Regions from separate parts of the Homo sapiens genome. Here regions 2, 3 and 4 are each linked to region 1. A link is a contact called in ENCODE Hi-C or POLR2A ChIA-PET data. All regions are on one chromosome and are shown on one strand. The core of a region is the stretch at or near the end of the contact, and the rest is flanking DNA. Distances in the headings are between cores, read along the strand shown. Region 1 holds the start of CYRIA (CYFIP related Rac1 interactor A). Region 2 overlaps VSNL1 (visinin like 1). Region 3 holds the start of RAD51AP2 (RAD51 associated protein 2). Region 4 holds the start of GACAT3 (gastric cancer associated transcript 3).

Region 1 (7,030 bases), core at 1,574-4,073:
CATGCCCTTGGATACGTCTCAGTGGGTGGAGAGGAGCCCTGGATAGAATCAACCTTCTGGGGCTTACCATTTTCACTGCTGCCTTCTCTTCTTTCTCCATTCACTGTTGCTAAGGACCTTAACCTATCGTCAGGCTCCTTATTCGGGGCTCTGGTTAAGGCCACTCAGTCCCCAGGAGCTCCCAGGATCAAGTGCAGATTCTCAGGCTGTTGTTCTAGCTCTCCACTCTCTGTCCCACGTTGTGGGATCCCCCTGGTACGCTGGCCACCCCGGACCACTTTTCACCCAGGCCTCCACTTTGTCTCTCTACTTGGAGTGTCTTTGTCCGCATTTCCTGCCTATTGAAGTCTAACTTCCCACGTCATATTTTAGCTTAAAAATGCGCTTTTCAAGAATCTGCTCTCAGTTTCCCCCAATCACAAAGAATTCTTTCTTTTCCTGGGTCCACACAGCAAATATCTCTGTTAGTCTTTTTCCACAGGCAGCCTGCCTGTGTCCTCCTCAAGACCAGGGAACTGTGTCCTTATTCCATTACTTAGCACAGTGCCTGGCACTTTGTCCATGCTTCATCAATCTCTTTTAAAAAAGAAATACATGAAAAAGATGTCCTTGAAACTAGCACAGCTCAGTATACATTTACTTTAATTAAGATATTAAGGTTCATCTTAGCACACATATTGTGAGTGACAACCATCTGAAATTCAGTCTCAACTTACCTGCCTCCTAAATGGCAGTTTAATTTCACTATAATCTTTATGATAATAACCTTTAAACTTGTTATTAGTATTACTGATAAAGTTAAAAGACTTTCATCTGGTAATTTTGTCTTAGGAAACATTCAATTATTAAATTCCACACTGATCATTAGAAAACCCTATTATTTCATAATGGGCTGGGCAATACCATGCAGGTATCCCTCGATTATTGAAACAGAAGCCATCTCTAAGTGTGTGGAAGTGAAATCTCATGCATCAAATAGTCTACTCACAAACTTGAGCTGTATTAGTAGAGACAGATGGGTGTAAAGTGAAAAGTCCTCTCATGGTCTGAAATGATAGTGTTTTATGGGGATGAATGGTGTTTGTGGCTGATTAGTCCTCACTCTTCCCAAAACCTGGCCAAACTCAAGGTGGACAGATTAAGCCAGAAAATTTTAGGGGTGTGTGTATGTGTGTGTGTGTGTGTGTGTGTGTGTGTGTGTGTGTGTAGTAGACATGGTTTACCTCATGGCAAGAAGGCTTTTCTCATAGAGCCACTCACAGATAAAACACCTTTGCCAGACGGCTGCGGTGGTTCACGCTTGTAATCCCAGCACTTTGGGAGGCCAAAGTGGGTGGATCACGAGGTCAAGAGTTCAAGACTAGCCTGACCAAGATGGTGAAACCCCGTCTCTACTAAAAATACAAAAATTAGCCGGATGTGGTGGCAGGCGCCTGTAGTCCCAGCTACTCTGGAGGCTGAGGCAGGAGAATTGCTTGAACCCCGGGGGATGGAGGTTGCAGTGAGCCGAGATCACACCACTCCACTCCAGCCTGAGCTACAGAGTGAGACTCTGTCTCAAAAAACAAAAACAAAAAAAACACCTTTGCAGGAATTGACAACAGAGGCTGGTCTAGGGCATGGGGAAAACTCAAAAAGAGAACGGGAAAGTGTTTCTTCTGGTCCTAAGGACCCCTTCCAAGTGGGAAAATATTTCACTCTAACTAGACAGTGCCTTCCTGCCCTCTGTGAATTTTTGCCAAAAAACAGACCAAGAGCCTCTGTGGGCAGTTCAGGAGAGCCTTTCAGAGTGCAAAGGAAGCTTGGGCAACAAGTCCTCCCAGGGGAAACACCCTGGATCTCAGAAAGGAGAGGGGCCTGAACACCTTCTCCTGATGCTTCCCGCCTCCTCTGATCCCAGCCCACACAGGGCCCCAACCCATGCAGCTTCGGGCACGTACCTTGGCACACTATGGGGATTTAACACATGTTTCATGATGTTCTGGCTGATGGACTGGGAAAGGAAGCACCCGAAGCCGGGGTCCCCAGGAGCTCTCCCTCCCCTCAACAGGAGCTCTGACTCACAACCTGTTTGGCACTGCTGAGTCCTCTCCGGTTTCCTGAATCTCCCTCTCTCTAATGCAAAAAGCCTCCATGGCAGATGTTTTAGAACAATGATCACGTCAATGACGCTGTAACCCACTACTTTCTTTTTGCATCATAGAATTTTTTAAGTGTTTTTGCAGACTTACTCTTTAAGGTTAATTACATGTTTTGGATTGAGCCTTTGGGAAGACTTTACAGTGGTCCTATCGGATAACTGCGGGCCCCAAGGCTGGAGATCTGTTAATAGGGTGGGCAGAAAGGGACTGGGAGCGAGACTGGGTTCAGAATCTCAAGTAATTTGGAGTGTGCCTAGGGATTGGGATGATTTGGCTGGGCATTAATTTGAAGGTGAATATGCGTCTAGAGATTGCGGGGATTTCTTTTTCTTGGAGGGCAACCGTGGGTGTGGAGGAATTTGGTGTGCAGAAACAGAAAGGTCTGGTTCGGGCTTCCTCTGGGAAGGCAAGGCCAAGTGGCCAAGGCTGAGAAGGGGCAGGGGCGACCGTGCTGGGGCGGGTCCGCACCAGCTCCTGGGAGCAGAGAGCAGAGCCGGGCAAAGAGATGGGGTTGTCCAGGCTAGGGTGAGGACGCGGCCGGTGACAGCGCGGGTGGGGATCCCCCGGGGCCGGGGCGGGGCGGCTGCCGCGAGCCGGGCTGGGGGCGGGGCGGGGCGGGGAGGGACGGGGAGGGGCGGGGCGGGGCTCCGAGGCCGTCTCGCAGGCTGCGGCGGCCGCGGGAGAGGCGTACTCGGCGGCGGCGGAGCGGGCGGCAGAGCAGGGCGGCGGCGACTCGGTGAGCGCGGCGCGGCTGGGGGCGCGGCAGGGGCGCGGGCGGGGGTCTGCGGGCGCGGGGCTCGGCCTGCACGGGGCACCGCGGGGCACCGCGAGGCGGGGCGGGCGCCTCCCTGCCATCCTTCTCCTCCCGGACGCCCCTGCAGCCTTTGGGAGGGAGGGAGAGCGGAGGACACCGTCCGGGAGCCCTTCTCTAGCGATCGCCGGACAGAGGTCCGGCTTTGTGCCCCGTTGCCCTCTTTCTGAGAGGGCTGCCTCCTGATTGTGTTCCTTTCCCAGACCACCCTCCCTCGTCCCTCACTCACTTACCCCCCACCCCAGGTATCATAAGCTCCATTCTTGCAGGGGACCCCTAACACTCCCCTTCCCACCACCCGAGGCCCCGGGGTCCTGGGTACTCTCTACAGCCCCAAAGGGAGGGATGGCCCCCTCCCCAGCCCCTGCACACCTGGACCCTTCTGTTGCCACCTGCCACAGACGTTCTTAGCCAGCCAGAAAGCTGCTGTGCCTAGGACCCAGCACACCTTGCCGTCACCCTCTCTCCTCCCCCAGAACCCAGAACCCCAGTTTGGCAAAAGGCACTTTTCCAATACTGAGCTTTGGGAACAATTTGACCCACTTCCCAAAATGCTGGTCCCAGGCCAGCCATGCTTTTTGGTGGAGACACCTGTCTTGTCTGCCAGGAGACATTCTCTGTCAAAATGGGCCAGCCCGTCCCTGGGTCCTCCTCCAAGCTGCTCCTACTCGCTAGCCAGTGTCCCCAGAGACCAGGGCCAAGATCTTTGTCATTTAAGGCCTCCAAAGCTATTTCCCCACGCATCCCCAGAATTCCCCCAGCCACTGTTTTGGGGGTGCCAGGTCCAGAACTGATGGAGCAATCTTTCTGTGTCCAGGGCCTGATGTCCTCTCCCACACCCTTGTTTACCCGCCTGCTCCCCAGGGAACCCAAGACAGGGTCATGGGGCTGGAGTTTAGGGCCCTGATCTCCCCTGAAGCTCTGTGACCCTCCTTTTCTCCCTGTTAGAAACTTTCCTCTCTGTCACCAGTCACTATCTCCTCTGGATGGGACCTGGGCCATCTGCACAGTGTCGAGTCCCCAGGGCACAGAATGCTGATCTGGGACCCTGGAAGGCTGGGACTTGTGCTGGGGCAGCAGGAGGAGAGTGGCTGCTAGCCAGGTCTGGGCTTGGGTACCAGAGTTCTTTGGGTGGATCATTGTCGGCTTTCACTGATCTCTGGTTGGGGTTCGAGGGCTTGCTTTGCAGTGGAGACAGGAGGCAGAGCAGGGGCTGTTTTTCCTGCGTGCTTCTGACTGTCTTGTGTTGCTATGGTGACAGTTTTGCCTGTCTTCCTCCTTCTGACTCTTCTGGGAGCTGGTTTTTATTGGTCCGTTGTCCTGTCTTTCATGGCTCTAATTTCTCCTTTCTACTTGCTCTGAAATAAACAGTCATAAACATGGGCGCTGGGCCCAGGCTGGGGGCTGGCAGAACTTCACCTCCTGCTGGCCCTGGGTTCCTGTGAGGGGAGAGTGGGAAAGCGAGGTGGAAACAGACCTGCCCACATTCCCTCCTGCCTCTGGGCTCTGGCTCTGGGAAGGGGGCAGCAGCAGCATCACGGGCTTGGGCACATAGTGGGCGCATACTGCCTCAGTGCTAAAAATAGATACCAAATGTGGCAAAGGACCTCACTGGTGTTATTTCCTTTCATCTTCACAATAGCCCCATGGGGCAGGGGCTCTTTCCACTTTGCAGATGAGGAAACTAAGCTCAGAGCAAGTGAGTTATTTCCCTAAGGTCACATTGATTTGAGCACACAGTCAGCCCTCAGTTTTGGTTCAATGAATGGAAAAGTGATGAAGCTGACATACACGCATCTCTGTTGGGCTCCCTGGTCCTGTCCGAGGGATCACAGGGACTTCCTTAGTCCAGCTGCCTAAACCCACACTATAGGAGGCTCTTTAGAAGGTGTCTCCACTTTTCCTGTCCCTGCTGGACTACTGTGGAGGGAGCTGCCAGGAAGCTGTCTGGAGTGTCCCAAGTGTACCCTTGACCTGAACTGTTGAGGACCCCAGCTGAGAGCAGAGCAAAGCCACTTGTGACTTCCTGTTTTTACTCAGCACCAAGAAGAATTCAGTTTGCATTTGCTCCCAGGCCTAGATGCAACTAGATAAGTCAGGGACCCAGAGTCAAGTAGACCCTCCCAAGCCAGCCCTGGGCAAGGAGTTCATAGCTCCCCAGGGCCATAGGGGCACCCACTGTCAGCTGTCAGTGACCCTCTCCAGTGAGGCTGTTCCTTCCCTTCCCTGGTGTTTTTTTCTTCAGTACACGCTCTTCTTTTCCATTCCCTGCCAGTCCCTTCACATTGCCATGCTCTAGGTTTGTTAAAAATAAGCTGAGCACGTATTATGGTAGCACAAAAAGACCAGAGAATCAGCAGCCTCAGTGTCAAATGTTGGTCCTGAGAAAGTCAGTTCACTCATATAGCCTCAGTTTCTCCATCTTTAAAATGGGGTTGACAGCATCTATCCTACTGGCCACATTTTCTTGTTCTTTTAGGATGGCATAGAATAGCCTACCGGGAATGCTTTGAACACTTTGAAAGGCTGAAGGACCCATAATGTCCTAGTTCTATTGGGAGATCTCAATCTTAAAGACAGCCCTGGACCACTGTCCAGAGATTGAAAACTAATTTAGGCATAATTAAGCTATAAAATCTCAGGGTTAGAGGCATCCTCCAGGGGCATTTTGCCCAGCCTTGATGTTGAATCCTCTAACTTATTTATGTATCTTACATTTATTGAGTATCTGCTTTGTACCAAATACAGTTTTGGGAACTAGGGGTTCGAAAAATGAGCAGCATTTCTGTTTTCAAAAAAAAATTTAGTCATGGAAAAAGATCCTTATAATACAGTTAGACAGGTGGTATGATAAAAGGAAGGGCAGGCTGATGTAGGGCCCAGAGGTGGCCACTTGACTAGGTCACCCATGAGGGTTGAATCAGGTGATTTGTGCTTTGGGGCTGAAATACATTTGTCCTTCCACTGTCCACTTGAGGAGCAATGGAGTGATGGTTGGAGAGCCACACATCAGCCCTTGTGAGCAGGGTAGGGGAGAGAAGCATGGCAGGGAGCCAGGACTGCCTTTCTTACTGAGTTTTGACTCATCCTCTCGTAGAAGTCTCCGGTTCCAACTTCATCATGGTTAGAATCTTGTCTCAGGAGCTGCATGAATTACCTGACAAGACATCATGGTGATTAGAAAGAAAGTGGTCTTAAGAGTCAGGCATGAGTTCAAACTCCACTACTGCTTTGTCTTAACTGTGGTTGAAGGTGCATCTAACCTCTCTGGGTCTCAATTCTTACATCTGAGAAATTGCAGTAATTATACTTGCCTTCTAAGATTTAAATGATCTTATGTATTTAAAGGGTCTGGCATGGTGCCCACTTCACAGTAGACTTGCTGTTATTTAGTTATATTGATTAGAAAAGCGTTCTCAGTTACTGGACCTCTGGGTCCCCTTAAAACCATGGTACAAAGCTCTTTGGATGAATTCTAGCCTTTGGAGATCCATTCATTATCTGAGAAGGTTAAAAATTGCCCATGCTCAGGCTCCTAGCACTGCTGGTTAATTTTCAAATTATTGCTCACTAGATAAGCTATGTTCTACAATACCACAACAATGCACGAATCACCAACACTCTTTTTTTCAAAGGAGAACAAATTTGAAGTGGCAGCAAACACCCTGAGTTTTAGAAACATATTCTATCTGTGAGAATACTTTAAAATGAATGCCTCGTATTTTTTATTCTGAGCATGTTGAACTTCTTTTTTTTAAGTTACTATAAACATTAATATACATTTTTCTCAATTATCAGTACAATTCTATGACATTAGTATTATTGTCCCCATTTTACAGTTAAGAAAATGGGGAAAGGTAAAGTCCCTTGCCTCGTGTCTAGAAGCTAGGAAGTGGCAGGACCAGAATTTAAAGCTAGGTTCTGCTTGCTCTTTGTGCCGTAGTACACAGCATTGTCGTTTCCTTGGCTGGCGTGTCAGTGACCTAAAATAATTGTGTTTGGAGAATGCAGGCAGATTTTAACAGGGGTGGAACCAGTCAGTGTTGTAACTCAGTCTCTTAGTAAATATTTAGAGAGT
Region 2 (7,030 bases), core at 3,228-5,727, 980 kb before region 1:
AATACCTCGAGGTCTCTGTGTTCCGAGACTGCACAGTTAATGGGGGGACTTTACTCAAAATTGACTTGGTCATGTTACTTGATAAGAACTAGAACAGAGGAGAGGGCAAAGTATTACTAAAGCTCAGTAAATGAGCTGTTAGTTTCAAGGAGGGAGTTGTAGAGGGAAGGACTTTCCTTCTTCTTTGAACAGCTCAGCATGACCCCAGCCCCTCACCCCCCAATGCTACTTAGGTGCTTGGTACCTGAGGACAGGCTGCCAGGCGCTGAGTTTTGAACTAAACAATGTTGAATCTGAAAACTTCTAAATAGGCAAGTTTGCTCCTCCTGTGCCTTATGCATGAGTGGTCCTGGTCCCTTTCTAGAGGGTACTTTGGCTGATGTGTTCATCTGCCTTGTGATTAGGGGCCTGGGTGGGGCTGGCACCTGTGAACTGACTTGGAGTGGAGCAGAGCGAGCCCCTGGACAGGTTCCCAAGTCCCCTTAGTGCTGTTTACCCGCCAGCATTTCTATGTGCAGTTGGCATGAGACCAGTGGGCACGAAACCTCCATTCGTGTAGGTTTCTGGCACTGTAATGCTTTAACTATCTTATGTCTCACAGCCTACTTTTAGGTTAAGGGATAGTTGACAGTTTTATCTAAAAATAACTGGGCACCTTGGGTCAGTATATTAAAAATTAATTTAGGTCTAAAAAACCTTGAGAGAAAAATCAATTGTAAATTTTGAGCTATAAAAGTTACATGTGTCTTGCAGAAGGTCTATATACTGACTTTTACAACCAACATGTTTACTTTAGAACTGAGTGTGTGCTCAAGAGCCTTCAAATTTCTGGAGGGGTTGTTTCCTTTAGGAAATTTATCCTATCATGTTCTGAGTGCTTTGAGTTTTTCTAACTAGGGACATGCTCCTTATTTTGACAAAATAATTCAACTCTAGATGGATCATCACAGAGAAATGAAGCTGCATTCCCTTCAATTTCTTAGGAAGAATTCAGGGTCTTGAACTCAGATTTACTTCTCCTGGAGGACAACAGGGCCTGAAAAGCACAGTATTTTTCTTTTTTTGCGTACTCTTGTTCAATTTCTTTTTAACTCAATGTATTTTGTTTCAATTCTTGTATTAAATTTTGACATGGAAGTAATATTCGATGGCAGTAATAATCTATAAATAATATGACAGATACAAAGAACTTTGAGGTTGAAAAATTAAAAATGTATATACACACTCATATGTATATGTATATGTGTGTGTGTATGTGTATTAGTGTTCTCTCACTTAATTTTCATAACAAAATCTGACATTGTACTTTCCATTTTGTGGATGAGGAAGTGGAAGCCTAGAAAGGTCAAAGGCATTTGCCTAAGATTCCTGGCTGTCTGCAGCAGAGGCTGGATTTGAATGCAAATCTGTCTGACCGTTTCTGCCACACCTTGAGATTTATCTTAATCAAGTGTTAGCCGAGGAAATAAACTTAACTCCACATTTGATGAAGCAACCAAATGTGTTGCATTATGTAATTCTTAGCATCCATTGCCTCTGAAGCTTGAAATTCTCTGCTCTGAGTATTTTCGCCACCTTCTGGCAGCACATATGTACTGCAAGGAAATTACTGAGATTCTAACTGAGTTATTTTCTGACTCATTCTTTAACTCAACATTGAGAGCAGCTGCTATGTGTCAAGGACAGTGTTAGGTGCTGGCAATAAAATAGAAGAAAGACATAGAGCATTAAGGAGTGGGGGAAAATAGGCATTAATCAAACCACCATATAAAGAAGTATAAAATTTTACTGTGATAAATTACAAGTGTATGGAGCTGCAAACAAAAGTAATGGACATGATATTGTCAGTTTGAAGCTTTAAAATATTCGCATGTGGTCCTTTCCCCCCATCCTAATATACAGGCTGCTGACAATTCATTGTTCTTCATCATAGCCTAGAGTTTCAGAGTCTGAGACTTCTTGGGATTACACAGACCTTGACTGCTCCCGGTTGTACTCCATACCCTGTCCCTGAACCGAACAACCTGCAGAAGAAAACCCCAGGAAACACTTGAGGTCTTTTCTTTCCCCAGGCAGACAACAGGAGTCTTTGCATGGTTTAACCAGCTTCCTCCTGGCCAGGGCAGGAGCTTTTTCTACAGACAGTGGGCCCCACTCTGCATTTCTTTCTTTTCAGTAATCTATCTAGTTGTGAATATCAAAATGTTTGTTTCCTCTAAGAGGTGGTGCATGAGAACCAGACACATTAGCCTCTGGGCCTCCAGGGCCCCACCCAGCGTGGGCACAGAAAGGCTGAGTGATGATCTACAAACACTGTGCCTCTCTCCAGTGACACATTTCCTCTGCACCCCTATCCCAGCCCTCCCCAGCACCATTGCTGCCTGGATAGCTTATCCTTCCAGAGAAAATATTGCAGCATTTCCCACATGAATCTCTCCCCTCCAAAGATCCCTGGTTCACTGCCTCAATGTGATGGAGGAGGCAGCTCCCCAAGAAGTTCTCCAGCCCAACCTTTGGGTGGGGGTGGGGTGGGCACAAGCAAGGCCTTGGCCAGGACTCACCCCTGCCCATGCAACAGCTGATGTGCTGTGTCAGGAGGGGTGGCAGCAAGGCTACTTCGGAGGATGCCTCTCTCCAGGGCTCTGCCCAAGGCCCAGCTCCTGGCTAACACTGGGCAGCCCTCAGACCTCAGAATAGATTTCTGCCCATTAGTCTGCTGGAAATAGAGCTCTTGATAGGAAATAGGGCTTCAAAAAACCAGAAGAGTATTCTTGGACTGCTCCGCTGCTCACAGTCTTGGAGAGGTCTGCCATCCAATCCCGCAGAAGACATAGTTGCTTTTAAAACACCCTCACTTGGGTCAGTTTTGTTTCTTTTGTTCTCAAATTTCAAAGGCCTATTTTGCCTGGCCTATGAATATACAAATACAATCACCCTGAAATACAGTTGCTCAACCTCCAAGGTTATCTCCCCTTACCCTGCTGGAATTAGCTAGTGGCTTCTAGCCTGTTCTGGATGACCTGGTCTTGTACCTACCTCTTCAGGCCCTGCTACTGAGACAGTAGTTATTGTTTCATGAGTGTGTCTCGTGGAACAAGGCTCTAAGCAGGTCCTTCTCACAGGCCACCCCAGCTGATTCTTTCAGCAAGGGTAGGACTTGCAGGAGGGTCATTTTTCTGGGGTAAGTAACTGGCATGAGGTCACATCACTAAGGGGTGCAGGAGGATCAAACTCAGTGCCATCTGAGTCAAAGCCTTGGCTCTTCCCAGCACCAACTGCAGTCTCCTTCTCCTCCCACACCAGCCCTGCAGACAGACCCTCGGCCTGTCTCTTCCGGGGTCTTGACCTTCCTTGGCTACACTGTATCTCAGAGGCTCCCTAAGGGGCCCCTCGTGCACTGTCAGGCTGCTCTTTGCTTTAGGCCTACTGGGCTTGTCTACCTTCTGTGGGAACCACCAAGGACAGGAGCTGTTCAGATGAGCTCACCTCTAACTCCTTGTCCTGGGGGCTGAGGCCTTCACGTGGGGTGGTCGGGCCTTTCCAGCAGACCTCCTGCCGATGGGCAGAAGGTTAGTGTTGGGGTCTCATGTGCCCTTAGATGCTGACCATATGCCTTTGAGAGGTCATTTGATATTTGGTTTTGGCTTTCAGCTCTTCACATCCATGAGGCCTCCCCCAGGAATAGGACCCCATTGTAGTGGTACATTCATTGCTTCCTAACTTTCCCTACACTGAGGCCCTTCCATCCATCGTCACCACAGCTCCAGGGGAAATTTGCACACCCATGTTTGGTCAAGTTTCCTTCCCACACCCGACAATAGCATCTAATTGTTCTCAGAAGAAGGAACGAGACTGTTTCCAGGCCTCAGAGACCTTTCTGTGTCTGGTCCCCACCTCTGTGTCCAGCTTCTGGTCCCCCGGCTCCCTTGTCCCGGGGCCGCTTTCACTCCCTGGGGCCTTGCTGGCTCTCCCTCCCCTGCCACAGTCATGGGACCATTGCCGTGCTGCTGCTGTGGTCTGAAAGTTCCTTTGCTGACCTTGGCCCAGTGAACCCCTGTTCCTTCTTTAAACCTTGATTTGGTCTGGGTCAGACCCCTGTTACACACATGCATGTCACTGTAGGGAACATTTGTTACAATTGTGAAGAAATGTTCACAGGATTGTGGATTCGTGCCCTTTTTCCCTAGTAGACTGTAAGCTAAACGGGGCCGAGAATGACCTGGTTTTGCCATTGCTGTAATCTCTGGTGCCTGGTACAGGGCCAGGCACACAGTAGGTGCTCAGTAAATGTCTGCTAAATGAACAAGTGACTCAGCAAACAGATCGTTTCGAGGCCTTGAGAGACAGGGCAAATCTACCCACTGACCAGTAGAAGGGTTGAAATGTGCTCTGGAAGCTGCCTGAAGCCGGCTGTGCTGCAGAAGGCTCACCACTTGGCCTGCAAGCCCATTCGCATTACTACTTAAGCAGATGACTCATGAGGAGATGAATCAGCCCAGAGCAGCACTTGCACTTTAGTCACATGGATGGGAAGACGAGAGACATTTTCCCTTAATTAGAAATGGTGAGTCCAAAAACTGTTTTCTGCCAAAGTTTTCATTCAACAGATACTCACAGAAGCCCAACTGGTGCTGGGCTCCATGCTGAGCTTTGTGAGGGCAGGAGGGAGAGTGAGGAGAGGCAACCACGCATAAGAAGATAGAAGGTCTGGTCTCTGCCCTCAAGCAGATGTGATAAGCCAAAGGTAGGTGCAGCCTGACACATGAGCTCCTTCCACATGTAGGCTCTCCAGAAGGAGGTTAAGGACACCCTCGCCCACCCCCACCCTCAAAGGGTTCTCACAGATCCTAAGGTTGCTTCTCAGAGCTGCCCCATCCCTTGTCCTCTGGGTGACAACTTCCATTTTCTATCATCACTGCTTCTTCAACATTACAGTCTTTATTACAAAAGGTAGCCATTATTAGCCTGTGATTCTCGTATAATTACATCTATTTGAGAATAAAATTACTCTTGAACTAAATTTCTAGAGAAGGGGCTTTCGCCTCCCGGGACAAGATAAGCAATTTTCACTTATGTCTTAGGCCAGATCTCTCTGTTTACACAGACTGCCCCAGAAAGGTCATGAACTCCCAGAGAAGTTCTGCTTTTTTATAAAAAATGAGAATGAGGCAGTAGAAATCCAACCTCCTTACCTTCCAGATCTCCTTCACATTAGAATGCTCACCGGCTGGGCGCAGTGGCTCATGCCTGTAATCCCAGCACTTTGGGAGGCTGAGGCGGGCAGATCACAAGGTCAAGAGATCGAGACCATCCTGGCTAACACGGTGAAACCCTGTCTCTACTAAATATACAAAAAATTAGCTGGGCATGGTGGCGGGTACCTGTAGTCCCAGCTACTCTGGAGGCTGAGGCAGGAGGATGGTGTGAAGCTGGGAGGCGGAGCTTGCAGTGAGCCAAGATAGCGCCACTGCACTCCAGCCTGGGCAACAGAGCTAGACTCTGTCTCAAAAAAAAAAAAAAAAAGGAATGCTCACCATGGGAAAAGCCAGAATCATCTCTATGTTAAGGATGAAATTATATTTTGTTCTTCATTGTATCCTTACTGCTCTCGAATAAGGCTCTGGTATGCTGTAGGTGCTTTATAAGTGCTACTATATTCGGATGGGTAAAGGAAGCAATTTACTGCAGAGGAAAAGATGCTGGTTGAGTGACAGAGTATCTGGGTGTGACTAAGGTCACGTCATCTTGTCTCTTGGGACTTTCGTTTCCCTGGATATAAAATGACGGATAAATCAGATAAGCTTCAACATTTCATTTAGCTATAATATTTTATTTAGTTTTTCTGATTCTGGAAGTAAAATTTTTAAAAAAGAAGGGATGTTACTTTCATGACTTTGGATTTGTCATTGACCAAAGCACCTACCATTCCCTTTGTATCTAATGTCCTAATTACAGGATCAAACTTCGAAGGGTGAATCTCTCTCTTCTCTTTCTCCCTTTCTCATATTTCTATCTCTATCCCTATGTCTATGCATAAGTCTATGTCTATACAACTACATCTAGATCATATCTGTTTCTCTATTTCCATCTCTGTACCTATAAGTAAGTTTAAGTATCTATCTCTGGTCTCTCTATCCCTATTTCTATCTCCATTGGAAATGTCACAGACCCTGAAGGGTACTTACTGATTACTCAGACTTTAAAATCAAATGAAGTCTCTTTTTATTTCTGTCTAATACACCATTTGCACTATAAATCGGGTCAATGGCATTTTGATTTTGGGTAGGGGATTATTCTAGTACTTCTCTTCCTGGTAAATATTGAACCACCAACCTATTACTCTTTGTTATGAAACTAGGATGTCAATAACAAATTACACTTTGGAAATTGTGGTGAGTTTCCATTTAGAGCCAGTCTGCTAGACTGGAAAGATTGTTTTTATTAATTTTAAATGGCACTGAATTTGAAACTAGGCAAGTGGTGAGGATCTTTGAAGGTGCTTGGTAGTAGCTTGGTTGCTGTGGGGAAAGCTAGAATGAGACCACTCCCTTCGTACTGTCTTCACTCGCTCCAACTGAAGTGGGTAGAACAGCAGATTTCACAACTGGTTCTAAAACTTATTTGATCTCCCTACCTCCTCCAGAATAAAGTGGTCTATCCAAGATCGATTCTCATTTCACCCTGCACCCAACTCATTTCACAGCGTCATGGTGACAATGATGAGAACACTGAGCCTGGCTGCATCTCAATTAGAACCCTACTGGAATGCCATTGGCCACCAGGTCTGGAATCGTGGGGAGAGAGCTATTATAGCACAGCTGGTGACAGCAATGGCAGCCAGAGCCAGGCATGTTCTATCTGCAGAAGTTGAACACATTTGATACAAAATTACAGCTAGATAGGAGGAATAAGTTCTAGTGTTCTATGGCACTGGAGGGTGAGTATTGTTAACCATAATTTATTGTATATTTCAAATAGCTAAAAGAGAGGATTTTGAATGTTCCCAACACAGGGATAAATGAGGAAATGA
Region 3 (7,030 bases), core at 2,200-4,699, 850 kb before region 1:
GAAGTAGTAAAACAAAAAAAGAGAAAAAGTTAAGGATAATATAAGAGTTTTAGTTTAGGAGACTGGATAGATTATGATGTCATTAATGAACATTGAGGACAAAAAGGTGGTTTATAGTTTAAAGCATTTGCACATATGTTATCACATTTAAGATGTTATTTATGTTACAAATTACCATTATTGCGCTGATAAAAACTTAATCTTATATGCAAATAAATGTACACAGTATCCTGATTTTCTTATTTTCCCCTAGTGCTTATCATTGACTTGATGAAAAGTGCTATTTGTGTTATTTATAGCCATATTTATTTTAAATATTTTTAGTAAGTGATGATGTTTTCCTTTCTAACTGCTGTATTTAAATATTTTTGTTAGTGGTTCTTTTAACTGTTTGAAATATATTTTATTATCTTTCAGTTTGAAACAAACTTTTAGATTTAGCATATTTATTCACTTCTTACATGATTTATTAAAAGAAGTAAAAGGGAAAAACTGTCTTGTCATATTTCTGGTTCTACCATGAAACACAAATGATGCTAAAACCACTAATATTTGAAGTCCATTTTGAACTCCTATGGTGTTATAGCTCAGCATAGTTTTCATGTTAAATGTATTTCAACATGATTATAAAAGCAAGTCTCTAATGTATAAAACTAAAGCAAAATAACACAAAAACAAGAAACTTAAGGCACTTTCAAGACACCATGAATCCATTTGAGTTGGTAAATGAGTATTAACCATGGAGTCATTTCATTTCTTCTAATTAACTGAGGTACTTAGAGGCACTGGGGATACAAAAATTAATAAATCCTTGTCCTGATTAATGGAGCCTAGTGGAGGGGACATATAAACAACTCAATACAATAAAGACATTTTAAGTGTTCTACAGTTAGAAATAAATTGCTATAGGAAACAGATGACGATGCAAGTAATTCTGCCCAGGGATTGGCTACAGCAGGGAGGAGGAAGAGAAGCTTTCACCGTAGAGGTAACTTTTGAGTAGGGCCATTTAAGGCTTAATAAGAATTTGCCAGGAGGAGAAATGAAGGGCTTTGAGAACATACATAAAAGAGCAAGAAAATAAACATTCTGGTGTAGGCAGCATGGGGGCAAATTGTTTAAAAAAAAAAAAAGAAGCTGAAAGAGTTAAGTAGGACCTAGTAGTGAGGATGTGACATACTATGCTTAAGGACATTAGACTTGATATTGATATTGAGTAAATTTCTGATTTAACTCTAATAGGAGATTGTGTCATATCTTCAGTATGGGGTTTATCTCATGAACTCATTAATCCTTTTATTCATTCAGAGTTGAACTATAAGAAGACACCACGCTAAAAGAAATCAGATAGATGCTGTCTTTAAAGCTCAGTTTACTGTTACTAAGGAAGGTAAGAACTTCAAAGGAAGGGTTGGGTAAAGTGATATAGAAAAATATGACATTTGAAATGGGCTTTGAGGCATCAGTAAGATTCAGACAAGTCTTATTTATATTTTGATTATGATGAGTTGAAGACATAATTTTTTGCATTTCTCACTTATAACTGGTTCATTTTCTAGGTGGCATTTAAAAAAACAAAGGAAAAAACCCACATAAATAGTGGTTTCAATAGCCATTGTTTGAAATGGCAGTGGCCATTAGTATAATGTTTAAATAAGTAAATGCAAGAAAAGACTCTTTTTTTGGTCTTTATGGCTGTAAGTTTCTTCAGGATGGAGAAAATAACTATACATTTCTGTATCTTGGAGTCAAACAATTGTTGAGTTACATGTAATACTTCTGGGTTTTATTTGAATTTTAATCCTTAAACAATGTAGAGTTGTTAAATAATGATGTGATGGAGATATAAAAAATAATGTGCTCTTGGGCAAACTAGCAAGATGAAGAAATAATCAAATATCAAGTTACAGATCAATCTAGACTAGAAATCACAATCAATGGCATTTACTTTACAGATTTAAAAAGTCTTGGTCCTAATATCACACTAGCGCACCAATTATATACACCTTAGCTATACAAGTCACCCCTTATGGGCTAAAACAGAATGGATTAGAAAAGAATATAGATTTGTGGAAAATCTGGGATAGAAAAGCAATAGAACATAAGATACACAGAAGTAGAACTTGGAGAATTCACTGATGTGGAATCTGAACCACTGCCACATTCTTATTTATAGTGTTAATGAAGTGCTTCTGCTGCAAGGCTTTCTACAAACTTAAGTAAACATTTCTCTAGAGGAATTTACACTGAAGTAATCACAATGTATCTAAGAGTATTTAAAAAACATGAAACTGGTGAACATCTTATTACCTAAAGTAGAAGGCTAGTTATATATTGCCATCTATGCCATGGGAGGGTTCTGAAGTTAGGATTCTGGTTGCATGTTATTGTAGTTATTATAAATTTTAGCATAAAATGTAATATAAAACATACCAAGCTTGAAACAACCACCAAGGGAATCGAGGTGTTTATTACTGAGCACCAGTTACATGTTTCTTAAGAAACATGTATATAATAATAATAAACATTTTGAAAAACATTTTCTTCTTAATGATTATAGAATTCACAAAAACCAGAATTGACTGGAAATCATAAATGATTCTCAAAGCAGGAAAAAAAAAAACAAGAAATAGCGTCTAAAAATTTGTTAGTAGGTATGAGTCAGACCTGTATTATTATGTTTACACTAAATGGGGTAGTTCAAACATATAATATTTTATCTCTAAATAATTTTATCCACAATATTTGAGAAGAAATCCCCACAGCACATAGTAAACTATTTTTTTTTTAGTCTTAAGTGAAGAATAATAATTATCCGGATAATAATTTCCACACATTTTTTCCTCAGATAGACTGGTAAGTACTGGTGGCTTTTTTCCCCCAAACACACTTTATTAGTGAAGTGGAAATATTAATATGATCTTAAGTGACGCTGGAAGGATTAAAAAGTTTTTCCATACACAGAGAGATTTGGTCTGGTGCTGACAGAACTACACGATTTTACTGGAGAGTCACTCGAGCCGTTGTGGAGATGCCGTTTCTGAGGTAAACAAAATTTTAGAATTTAGAAAATAAAGTTGTTACCATTCACAAATTTTTTTTTTTTAAGTGAGAGGTTCTAACTTTTCCCCTTCGTTCTACCACAGGGAAAAAAGCATTTAGACTCTCTACAGTCGTGGCATTAGAAAAAGGCGCTAAAAATAGACAATGTAACGGCCCAGGGTGCTCCGACCTTCAGTGGTGAGACAACCGGGGCGCGTGGGTGGGGGCAGGGAGAGGAGGGACTGAGGGAGGCGGGGCGGGGCTGAGGCTGGGGCTGTGGAGGGGCGGATTCGGGGTGGGGCAAACCCTGAGATTAGGCTAAGGCCAGGTCTTGAGGGGCGGGTCAGGGGCGTGACCAGAGCGGCCCGGAACCGCCTATTAAGGGATTGGAGCCCCGCCGGGACTCGGACAGATCCTTTCCATTCGCTGTCATGTCTCTCCCTCAGCCCACGCCGCGGATGGCCGAGCTCAGAAAGCCTACCTCCTCTTTAACGCCTCCTGAGGACCCGGATTCCCAACCACCTAGTAGCAAGCGGCTCTGTCTTGAGGAGCCTGGAGGTGTCTTTAAGGCGGGCTGGCGACTGCCTCTGGTGCCTCGCTTGTCTGAGGCGGAAAAAGTCTGGGAGTTGTCCCCTAGACCCTTCAAGGGACTCCTTGTTTCAACGAATGCTATTTTCGATAACTCCACAGACTCGTGTGTGGAGAAATCAGTCAGTGGGAAGCAGATATGTAATCTGAAATGCTCAAATCTCAAATTCCAAATGAGTAGCTGTTTGCAGTCTCCCCCCTCACAAAGTCCTGATTCTGATTTGAGGGCTTCAGGAAGGTCTGAGGCAGGCCTGCATGACAGAGAGGCTTTCAGTGTGCACCGCAGTAATAGCTCCAAAGCAGGGGTTAGTCAACTTCTGCCCAGCACCTCTATACACGATATACATGGAATTAGAAATGAGAATCGAAAACAACAGTTTGTCCAAGGAAGAGACAATGTTCACAAAGAAAATCCATTTTTAGATGTTACCTTTTACAAGGAAACTAAATCACCATTTCATGAAATTAAGAACAGATGTAAAGCTAACAGTGTTGTGCCATCAAATAAAAGAGAAAATAACATTTCATCATCTGTACTAAAAATATCAAAATCTCAAAACCAGCCCAGCTTGGAAATTGCCAAACCTAGCTATTTTAGAGATAGCGGCACAATAAGTGTCCCTCAGTTTCCAATGGACTTAAATAGCAAAATGTCCTCTGTCTATTTAAAGGAAATAGCGAAGAAAAAGAATGACAAAAAAGAGGCATATGTTAGGGATTTCACAAACATTTACTGGTCCCAAAATAGACCTGATGTTAAGAAGCAAAAGTTACAGAATGATAAAAAAACTGTAGAAGCGGAAAACATTTTTTCCAAATGTTATGAAAATGACTACCCATCACTCAGTAGCCAAAATACTTGTAAGAGAAAAGACTTGATCAGTTCAAACTACTGTAACTGCAGTAGTATCCAGTGTAATGTAAGAGACTCTAGAAAGAATTTCGCTATACTAGAAAATGCAAATTGGGAGGAAGCAGAATGTCTGGACAGTTACGTACTTACCAGGCTGGAAAAATCTCAAAACTGGGACTGTAACGTTAGACATATTTTGAGAAGAAATAGAGGAAATTGTTGGATTATAAATAATTGCAAGACTAAATGTGAAAATATGAAAAAAACTGAAGAAAAATGGAATTGGCTATTATTATTAGAAATAGACCTTTTAAGCAAGGAAGATTACCACTGTGCAAAAGTCATCAATGCATATGAAGAACAATCAAAGCTTCTCGTAAGAGAAATATTAGGTAGTCAGACAGCTTTAATAACGACTGTTTGGCTAAATGGTAAAGGAGAAAATGATAATACTCTACAGTTGAGATACAATACTACACAAAAAGTCTTTCATGTGAACAACCCTTTTGAAAGTTTCATTATAGAAATTTTTTATTTCCATAAAAGTATTTCAGGAAATAAAAAAGATAATAGTATTTTAACCTGCTGTAACATTTTGAAGTGTAAAAAGCAAATTGGTATAATTGGTATTCAAAATCTAATAACCAGAAACATGAATACAAATATAAAGAATGGAATTTTAAGCATATATTTACAAGATAGTGTTTCAGAACCTTTAGATATTCTATTGAAAACTAACATAGCTTTTTTGCTCAATAACTTTGACTCTTTAACAAGAATTGAAAATGATTTTGAATTAGAAGAGGAATGCATTTTCAAGTGCATGCTTTATTTGAAGTATCCAAAAAATATAGTGGAAAATCATACTGCATATCTAGTAAAGATTTTAACTTCTTCAAGACTATTAGAAGATAATATGAAACCTATGTTAAAGAAAAGGAAGTTATTTAGAACTGAACAAGTTTTTGAAAAGTCTAAGAAAAAACTCATTAATTCCTTCAGTATGACAACTCAAAATACAGGTTTTCCGATTTTTGAAACATATGAAAAAATTCCCCTTTTAATGGACTTTGATGACATGGATGAAATTTCTTTAATAAGAGAAATTACTTGTCAGAATATGAGTTGTCCTCAACAAGTTGTGAATGTGGAAAATTGGGCTCACTATAATTCTAGTACTGTTAAAGCACATGGTAATTCTTGTCCTCAATTTATACAGAACAACCGAGGATACATTAATGAAAATTTTTATGAAGTAAATATGCACAGCCAAGATTTAAATATGGAAAGAAAACAGGGACATAATAAGATCAGTAACTTTGACTGTGAGCACATATTTGAAGATCTCTGCAATGTTAGGCAACAGGCCATACCAGCAAGCCACAACATAATACATAATGAAGAGACCCATACCACTTCTATAACTCAAGTACTAAATTTTTGGAACTTGCTAAGTGAAATAGAAGAAAAAAAATATGACTTAATTTTGAAAGAGGAAGTAAAAGTCACAGCTGAAAGTTTAACAAATAGTTGCCAAGTTCACAAAGATACTAAGATAGAAAAGGAAGAGAAAGATAGTTTTTTTCCAATGGATGACATGTTTTCTGTACAGTCAGTTTCATTAATAAGTAAGGAAGTAAATGTGGAAGAAAATAAATATGTTAATCAAAATTATGTAACAAATACAAATGAATATGAGAGTATTTTGCCAGAAAGGGAGATAGCTAATTCAAAGGATTTTCACAGAAAGAATGACTCTGCATTATATATTAATCATCAATTTGAAACTGGTCTGAGTGAAGGGAATGATGAATGTTTTCAGGACTTAGCTGCTAAATATTTATCAACAGAAGCTCTGACAATAGTAAAAGATTTTGAGATGAAGAGAAAATTTGACTTAGTACTTGAAGAACTTCGTATGTTTCATGAAATTAGTAGGGAAAATGAACTTCTAAGCACTGTGGAAACAAACAATGGGCAAGAAAATTACTTTGGAGAAAATGATGCTGAGAAGGTAAAAATGGAGATAGAAAAAGATTTGAAAATGGTTGTGGTCAACAAAATACGTGCATCTTCCTCGTTCCATGATACTATAGCAGGTCCTAATATGGGCAAAAGTCACCAAAGTTTATTTAAATGGAAAACTGTACCCAATAATGGAGAACAGGAAGTTCCTAATGAGAGTTGTTATCCAAGTAGATCAGAGGAAGAATTACTTTACTCTACTTCTGAGAAAGGTATGAAATTCATTTTAGAACATTATTTCTCATGCTAGAAAAATTACTGCTTTTTTCTGTGTAGGCCAAATGTATAATTTTGACAACAAAGAAGGAAGGTAGAGATAAAATGCAAGACAATGTTTATTGATGCACACTATTTTCTTTCTTTTTTTTTTTTTCCAGCAAGAAGCCATAGCTTTATTTATGATAGAAACAATACAAATTTCAAAGCAAGCTGCAGTTACTCCTTGGAAACACCAAGAAAAAAAAAAAAGGTGTTTTCATACAGTTACATTGTTAATTCCACAATAGCATTTACCACATATCA
Region 4 (7,030 bases), core at 2,509-5,008, 620 kb after region 1:
TGGCCCATCAGATTCCAAGATCTGAGAAGGTGCATAGGGCCCAACTGGCTCACATATCCTGTGAGTTGTAGTTATTTGTGAAAGAAATAAAGACAGTACTTTTTCTTTCCATTTATCAGTATTATTTCAAATACCTACTAATTCATTAGGAGATACTATATATATATATATATATATATAAACACTTAAACAGAACAGTTACATATTTTTTTGGCCTAGGAGCACCATGATCCAAAAAGTCTGGGAAACCTGTGGCTTAAGCCTACAACCCTAGGAGGTAGTCTTTCAGCCTCTTACATATTAGAACACGAGCTTAAGGATTTTGAATATTGTTTTAGGTTGTATTTTCCCAAAAAGCCCTCAGCAATACTTCTGGTTCCATGTGTGTTTCTAGAACCTTGCCACTCCTCTCATCAAAAGATTGAGTTTAGGGCTGTTAATATTCTTTATTGCCTTTATAATCTGGATTCTGCCTCTGCCATTTCACTGGCATCAAGGATGCTCAGTCAACCATGACTGCTCGCTCTATATGCCCATCACCTTTCCCAAGCCTTACTCTCTCTGAGATGTCTACGGCACCTGGCACCGTAGCCACCCTCTCTGAATCTCTTCCCCTCTGCTCTGGGCCTGCATGCTCTTGCTTCTGTCTTCCCAAACCTGGCTGTTCTTTGCCTATTGCTTTGAGTGGCTTCTCTGCTTAGCTCCTAAACATAGTGATTTCTGACAGCTCAGTCCAAATACATCCCATTCATCTCTCTCCCCAAAACTGAGCTTCCATCCCTGACTTGCCTCGAGCTGATAATGGGTGATTCTCCCAAAAACTCACACTTGAAATCCCCAGGCACCTTTTGCTCCTCTTTCTCCTTTGCCCCAATCACAATCCAGTCACTAACCCTAATGAATCTTCCTTGAAAGTGTCTCTTGAATTCATCCATTCCTCTTTAATTTTTTCTGTTCCCCTAAAGCAGTCCCCTATTATCTTCAGACTTGACTATGAGAAGCCAACATTGAAGGTATTCATACATTTGTTAAATAATGATGCTAACCCCTAGGTAGTCTCCTGGACTTCAGTTTCTCTCCCTCTAATTACTGCTGCCACCAAAGTGATCTTTCCAAAATACCACTTTAATCATGTCATACGACTACTTAGAATAGTTTGATGGTTAATATTGAGTGTCAACTTGATTGGATTGAAGGATGCAAAGTATTGTTCCTGGGTGTGTCTGTGTTACCAAAGGAGATTAACATTTCAGTCAGTGGACTGGGAGAGGCAGTCCCACCCTCGATCTGGGTGGGCACCATCTAATCAGCTGCCAGCGCAGCTAGAATAAACAGGCAGGAGAAGATGGAAAGAGCAGACTTGCTGAGTCTTCTGGCCTTCATCTTTCTCCTGTGCTGGATGCTTCCTGCCCTTGAACATCAGACTCCAAGTTCTTCAGCTTTTGGACTCTTGGACTTTACACCAGTGGTTTGCCAGGGTCTCTCAGGCCTTCGCCACAGACTGAAGGTTGCACTGTCGGCTTCCCTAATTTTGAGGTTTTGGGACTCAGACTGGCTTCCTTGTTCCTCAGCTTCCAGATGGCCTATTGTGGGACTTCACCTTGTGATCGTGTGAGTCAACACTATTTAATAAACTCCTCTTCATATATACTTCAATCCTATTAGTTCTGTCCCTCTAGAGAACCCTAATACAAATAGTAATATTCAAAAAGCAATAGTAATATACAAAAAGCAACAAGAAAACGACACATATTGATGATTCTTTCATTTGGGAATTTAGCATAAGGGTGTCATACGCTCTACATTACAATGTTTGGAGTTTTTGCCTTACTCATGCATTACTTTTATAATCAGAAAAATTGTTTAAAGGTATTATCGTAAAAACAAACAAAAAAAAGATTGAGTTTAATTTCCCTCCCCTTGGAACATGAGGCAGGTTTAGTGACTTGCTTCTAATGAATTCTATCTAATACCAATGTGCAGAAGTGACACTGTGTGACTTTCAAGCATAGACTGAAAAAGTGTTCCAACTTTATGTTCTGTCTTGGGACGCTCACCCTTGGAACCCAGCCACCATGCTGTGAGGAAGCCCAAGCAACCCACATGGAGAGTCCACACACTGAAGTCCATGTGGAGAGGAACCGAGACCCCCAGCCAACAGCCAGCATTCACCACCAGGCATGTGACGCAGCAAGCCTTCAGTGATCTCAGTCCCCAAACTTTGAGTCTCATAGCTAAGGCCTCAGACATCATGGAGCAAAAATAAGCCATCCCCCATGTGCCCTGAACAAGAGGTGGGGGCAGAGGGGACAGTGGAAGGAGCATGGACATAGAAAGATCTGGGTTCAAATCCTGTGTCTGCCTCATATTAGTTTTGGTACCTTACATAAGTCACTTACTTCTAAACCTTGGTTTCCTCATCTCTTATGAACTGAGATGTTGCAGAGCTCAGAGCAAGGTCCCCAGCATAAAGTCTGAGACATAGTAGGTGCTTAATAAAGTATAAGTGAGCTCATCTGACAGCCCATCCAATCTTCAGACAGTTTTAATTGTTAGAAATGCTTTCTTCTGTATGGATGAAGTGAATTCTGCCTGCCTGGAATGCCCACCACAGACTCAGTCTTTCCCTGGCAAGGAGGGACGGGGGAGGACCACCTCTCCTCCCTCAGCAGCCTTCAGACACCACTCCTTCCTGCCTCCACCCTCTGCCTGGTCCCTTTCCTACTCCCCACCAGGAGGCTTCTGAAGATGCAGAGGGCCCGTGTGTTGCTGGTGAGCCTGGACACATTGAAAGCCTTGTTTGCATGATAACTCCTCTTTGAGTCAGTTCAGCTGCTTCCGTCAATACAGCCCTCAGATAAGATGCTGTAACTCAGAATGTCTGGCTCAAAAGCAAACTGCTACAACTGAATCATACATGCTGCGTTAAAGTCCACCCGCTTCTCTCCCATGCCTGGCCTTGCCACTGCGCAAACAGAAGCCGAAGGGAAAGGTCCAATTATTCCATGGAGATTTAGCTACTGTATTGACAAAACTCAGCGTTAATTCCCAGAAAGCATTCAAGCCCCGAGGTGGGGGTGGGGGCGGAGGGAGGCAGGGAGAGAGGAAGAGCTGGCTATATAACTGGGTGAGAGTCATAGCCGCTTTTCAGCTGAGTCTGACCTAGTTTAATGAAATCAGGTCATCTGTGAGCTCTTCATTACCCTCAGACTAAACAGGACCCAACAGAGCAGCCAATGTCCCTGGCCTTTCAGAATTCTGCTCATTCGCATTATGACATTTTGATGTTGGGTCTTAATGCATGTTGACTTAGTGGCCTGGCCCCTCCAAAGGTAGTAAACAGCCTGGGTAAAGGCTGGGAAGTAAACAAGAGGGCTGATTTAAAAACCACACACATAAAGGCAGTGTAAATACCCCAGGTCCCTAGCCTGCATCCTCAGGGAAACCAGCAGACAAAAGGCGTGGAGTGTCCGCGACCATTATGGCTGACGGATGGATGGAACTCACCTATTATCCTCCTGCCTTCTCACATGGAACTCGCAGCCTCAGCAGATCTTCAGGGCAGGGGGCGGGATTGGAAGGAAATGAAATTGTCAATTTAGGGACAGTATGGAAGATTCAAGGGCAAATTGCTCCCCAGCAACAATTGTAGAGGACAGGGACAGTTAACCCCCTTGAGACTGTCCTATGCGCTGGTGATGGCTTTATTTGATCTGCTGCCCAGTCTGCATTGTCCTGAAACCAAAGCCTGTGGTCAGGGAGGCTGAAAATGATCCTTCTTCTCCCGGTGGATGCTCATTAATTGAACGAATTTTACGGAAGTAGATGATATCTGTGGGTTCCCTGCTCCTATCAGACAGCCAGACTACCAGGCTCAGAAAGGGCAGAGTACCGTATCAGTGCTAAACACCGTGTAGGTGCTTCAGTGCATAGGTGTCTCAAGGACTCTATTTGGCGTGTGCTGGTGGTAGAAGCAGTATTTTTAACTCAAGATAAATTTACCAATGGGCCCAGGCTGGTGAGGGCTGAGAATCACAGGAGGCAGGAGGGAATTCTTATGTACACTGACTGCTCTTTGCAGTCCTTAGACAGGTGTGGGGTCTAGAGTCTCACAAGCTGATGAATTTGGTCTGGGTTTAACTAATGGTGTGTTGGCTTCTGCCTCTCAAGCAATGGCACAAGGTCGAAAAATTCCCTCACCTTCCCTTCTCAAAAAAACCTCCTTGCCAGTTACCTAATTTAAGTACCCAGTCCCTGTTCAGAGATATGTGAGGACTGCACAAGTGTGGACTGGGAGGAATAAAACATTAATTGTGGGTGACCACAGGCAAGAGGTGTCCCTTCTATAGGTTTTAGTTTTTCCATGTGTAAGATAAGGAGGTTTAATCACATAATCTCTAAGGGCTTTCTAGGAAGGGCATTCTAATTCTAAGGCGAATGCGATTCATCTTGAAGCGAATCTCTGCCTCCCCCACCCCAGGTAGCAGACGTGCCCTAACCAAGCCATTTCTCTGGGCCTCCGAGGGATCCACTGCTGACCTTGACTTCCTTAATCCCAGGCTCCGACACTGATCTGCTCACTCTCAACCCTCTCATCTGATACCAGCATTTGGCCTACATCTATTGTTTCCTTTAATGATTAGTAAACATGGTTGAACAGAGCAGAAAACCAGTTTCCTTCCCAAGGGCAAGGGACTACAAGCTGGTCTCTTCTGTCCCTCTCCTCAGCCAAGGGAACAAAGTCTGACATCCAGACTTTGATTCTCCGTGGAGGGAAGCAGGACCCCGACAGCAGAATGACAGCTAAGACTCTACTTTAGCCTGTCTCTACTATCTAATCAGGAAAATGGCAGGATCCAGCCTGTCTCTACTATCTAATCAAGAAAATGGCAGGATCCAGTTTCCCATTGTGTTGGCATTGATAATATGTATTGAGTGACAGTGTCTGCAGTGAGACTATTGATTTGAAAGACAGTTTAAGAATTGACTAGTATTCATAATCCCAGCACTTTGGGAGGCTGAGGTGGGCAGATCACTTTAGCTCAGTAGTTCAAGACCAGCCTGGGCAACATGGCAAAATGCCCATCTCTACAAAAAAATACAAAAATTAGCCAGGCGTGGTGGCATGTACCTGTAGTCCCAACTACTCAGGAGGCTGAGGTAGGAGGATCGCTTGAGCCCAGGAGGCAGAGGTTGCAGTGAGCAGAGATCATGCCACTACACTCCAGCCTTGGTTACAGAGCCAGACCCTGTCTCAGAAAAGTAAATAAATAAAATAAATAAAATAATAAAAAAAGAATTGACCAGGATTCCAGGGCTTAGAATTCCAGAATGGTAATTACCTCCACATGCATCCTAATTTATAGGAACGCCAGAGAGCTTGATGGCTTATAAGTTTCAGCCAGTCAAAGTTGAGAGCCTAAAAGAACATCTCTAATCAGAGTACCGGAAAAGTACAATGCCAAAAGAAAACCTACAGAAGGTTGGTGAAGTGATTCCCAAACATTTAGTCACAAAACCTTTTTTAGCAACAAAAGCCTACATGAAAACCAAATACATAAAACGGGACTAAGTGGAACTGTTCAGGTGAAGCTGAGCAAGGACCCAGAGCCCTACCTCCCTTTCCCTCATTCCGCCCCCTCCCCAAGCCCTTAAGGCCCTAGGCACCCCATGGAACCTCAAGAGTTTGAAGAGCAAAGACCTACTCCCACCTCCTCAATTTGTAGATGAAGAAACCAATGTCTAAAAAAATGAAACAACTCGACAGATTCCGTGTGAGTCAGAGCCAGAGAGGCATTGGATTTTCATCTCAGCCCCAAGTGATGCTAGCTCACCACCACATAAGTGCCTGCTTTTCTTTTTTCTTTTTTTTTTTTTTTTTTTTTTGAGATGGAGTCTTGTTCTGTCACCAGGCTGGAGTGCAGTGGTGCGATCTTGGCTCACTGCACCTCCACCTCCCAGGTTCAAGCAATTCCCCTGCCTCAGCCTCCCAAGTAGCTGGGACTACAGGTGCCCACCACCATGCCCAGCTAATTTTTTGTATTTTAGTAGAGACAGGGTTTCACAATGTTGGCCAGGACGGTCTTGATCTCCTGACCTTGTGATCCGCTCACCTCGGCCTCCCAAAGTGCTGGGATTACAGGCGTAAGCCACCACACCCGGCCAAGTGCCTGCTTTTCAATGATGCCCTAACCAATCTTCATTGCTTCCTTCCATTCAGAAGCTAATTTTAAAAGTGTCCTTTATTAGAATTGAAATAAAGTTTCAGCTACAGTAAGACGAAAAGGCACAACATTGGGGGTGGAAAGAAGCTGACCTAGAATTAGGAGGACGTGCTATTACTTTAAGTCATTTTCTTTTCTGGAAATTATCATTCTCATCTGTGAACTGCGGGGTGGTATTGCGAAGTGGAAGACACCAACATCAGCAATTTCAAGGTTTATGCAAATTTTAAATCTAAACGTCATAAATTAAATTCCCAAAGTCATCTCCTCTGTATTCTCTTGTAAATTCCTATGAATTAGACAACACAGCTAAAATAGAAAACTTAATAGAAAGACCAGAAAATAAGGAATCTTCAAATATCCTTTTTTTTTAAAATAACAGAGTTGGAACATAGGAAAGAAAAGTTGAAATGTCAGGATCAATCCAGAATATCTAACATCTGACTAATGCTAATTACAGAAAGATAAAACAGAGAGGAGAAATTATCAAAGACATAATCATTATTTTTGAAAAAATTTTCTAGAAGGAAAGAACACGAGTTCCAGGATTGAAAGTATACAGGAAAAAAAATGATGAGAAAACAGCCATAGAAAGTTATATCAGAGTAAAATTTCAACTCATTGGGATAAGGAAAAAATTTAAAGCCTCTATGGAAAAAAATTAAAATTTTCTTCCAAGGATTGGATCAAAATGGCATCAGACTTCTCAACAGCAACACAGAATATTAGAAAACAAAGAAGCCACATCTTCAAAATTCTAAAAGTAATTTTAACATAGACCACTATACCCAACCAAACTAGCCAAA

The links. A loop is a pair of places that touch in the nucleus more often than their neighbours do. ChIA-PET counts read pairs that join two places held with the same protein, here RNA polymerase II (POLR2A). Pooled maps may share reads with other maps.
Region 2: a pooled map shows a loop between it and region 1 (2.0-fold over the local background). The contact joins the enhancer-like site here to the promoter of CYRIA in region 1. A Hi-C loop is called at or near these places in 6 of 50 pooled maps.
Region 3: a pooled map shows a loop between it and region 1 (4-fold over the local background). The contact joins the promoter of RAD51AP2 here to the promoter of CYRIA in region 1. A Hi-C loop is called at or near these places in 8 of 37 single-sample maps with no recorded cell type and 7 of 50 pooled maps. POLR2A ChIA-PET finds 5 or more read pairs at or near these places in 1 of 52 experiments (OCI-LY7).
Region 4: a map with no recorded cell type shows a loop between it and region 1 (3-fold over the local background). The contact joins the promoter of GACAT3 here to the promoter of CYRIA in region 1. A Hi-C loop is called at or near these places in 3 of 37 single-sample maps with no recorded cell type and 2 of 50 pooled maps.

The regions. Positions count from the first base shown.
Region 1 is chr2:16,661,627-16,668,656 of GRCh38, reverse strand. It overlaps CYRIA (CYFIP related Rac1 interactor A), which reads left to right and starts at 2,823. Exons shown (of 12, transcript NM_030797.4): 1 at 2,823-2,877. RefSeq lists silencers at 2,617-2,786, 2,857-2,906.
Region 2 is chr2:17,640,803-17,647,832 of GRCh38, reverse strand. All of the region lies in intron 2 of VSNL1 (visinin like 1), which reads right to left. It overlaps LOC124908054 (a long non-coding RNA gene), which reads left to right. Exons shown (of 2, transcript XR_007088658.1): 1 at 1-4,744. Among named protein-coding and RNA genes, the nearest start is that of VSNL1, 100 kb to the right of the region's middle. RefSeq lists an enhancer at 2,849-3,636. Within about 2 kb of position 4,477, at least 5 of the 41 ENCODE cell types and tissues checked have a DNase peak (open chromatin) inside an H3K27ac peak, as active enhancers do.
Region 3 is chr2:17,514,859-17,521,888 of GRCh38, reverse strand. It overlaps RAD51AP2 (RAD51 associated protein 2), which reads left to right and starts at 3,449. Exons shown (of 3, transcript NM_001099218.3): 1 at 3,449-6,720. The coding sequence starts at 3,474. It also overlaps the pseudogene LOC101928149. RefSeq lists a silencer at 3,177-3,426 and enhancers at 3,188-3,737, 2,722-3,921.
Region 4 is chr2:16,047,155-16,054,184 of GRCh38, reverse strand. GACAT3 (gastric cancer associated transcript 3) reads right to left here and starts at 3,758. Exons shown (of 4, transcript NR_126559.1): 1 at 3,508-3,758.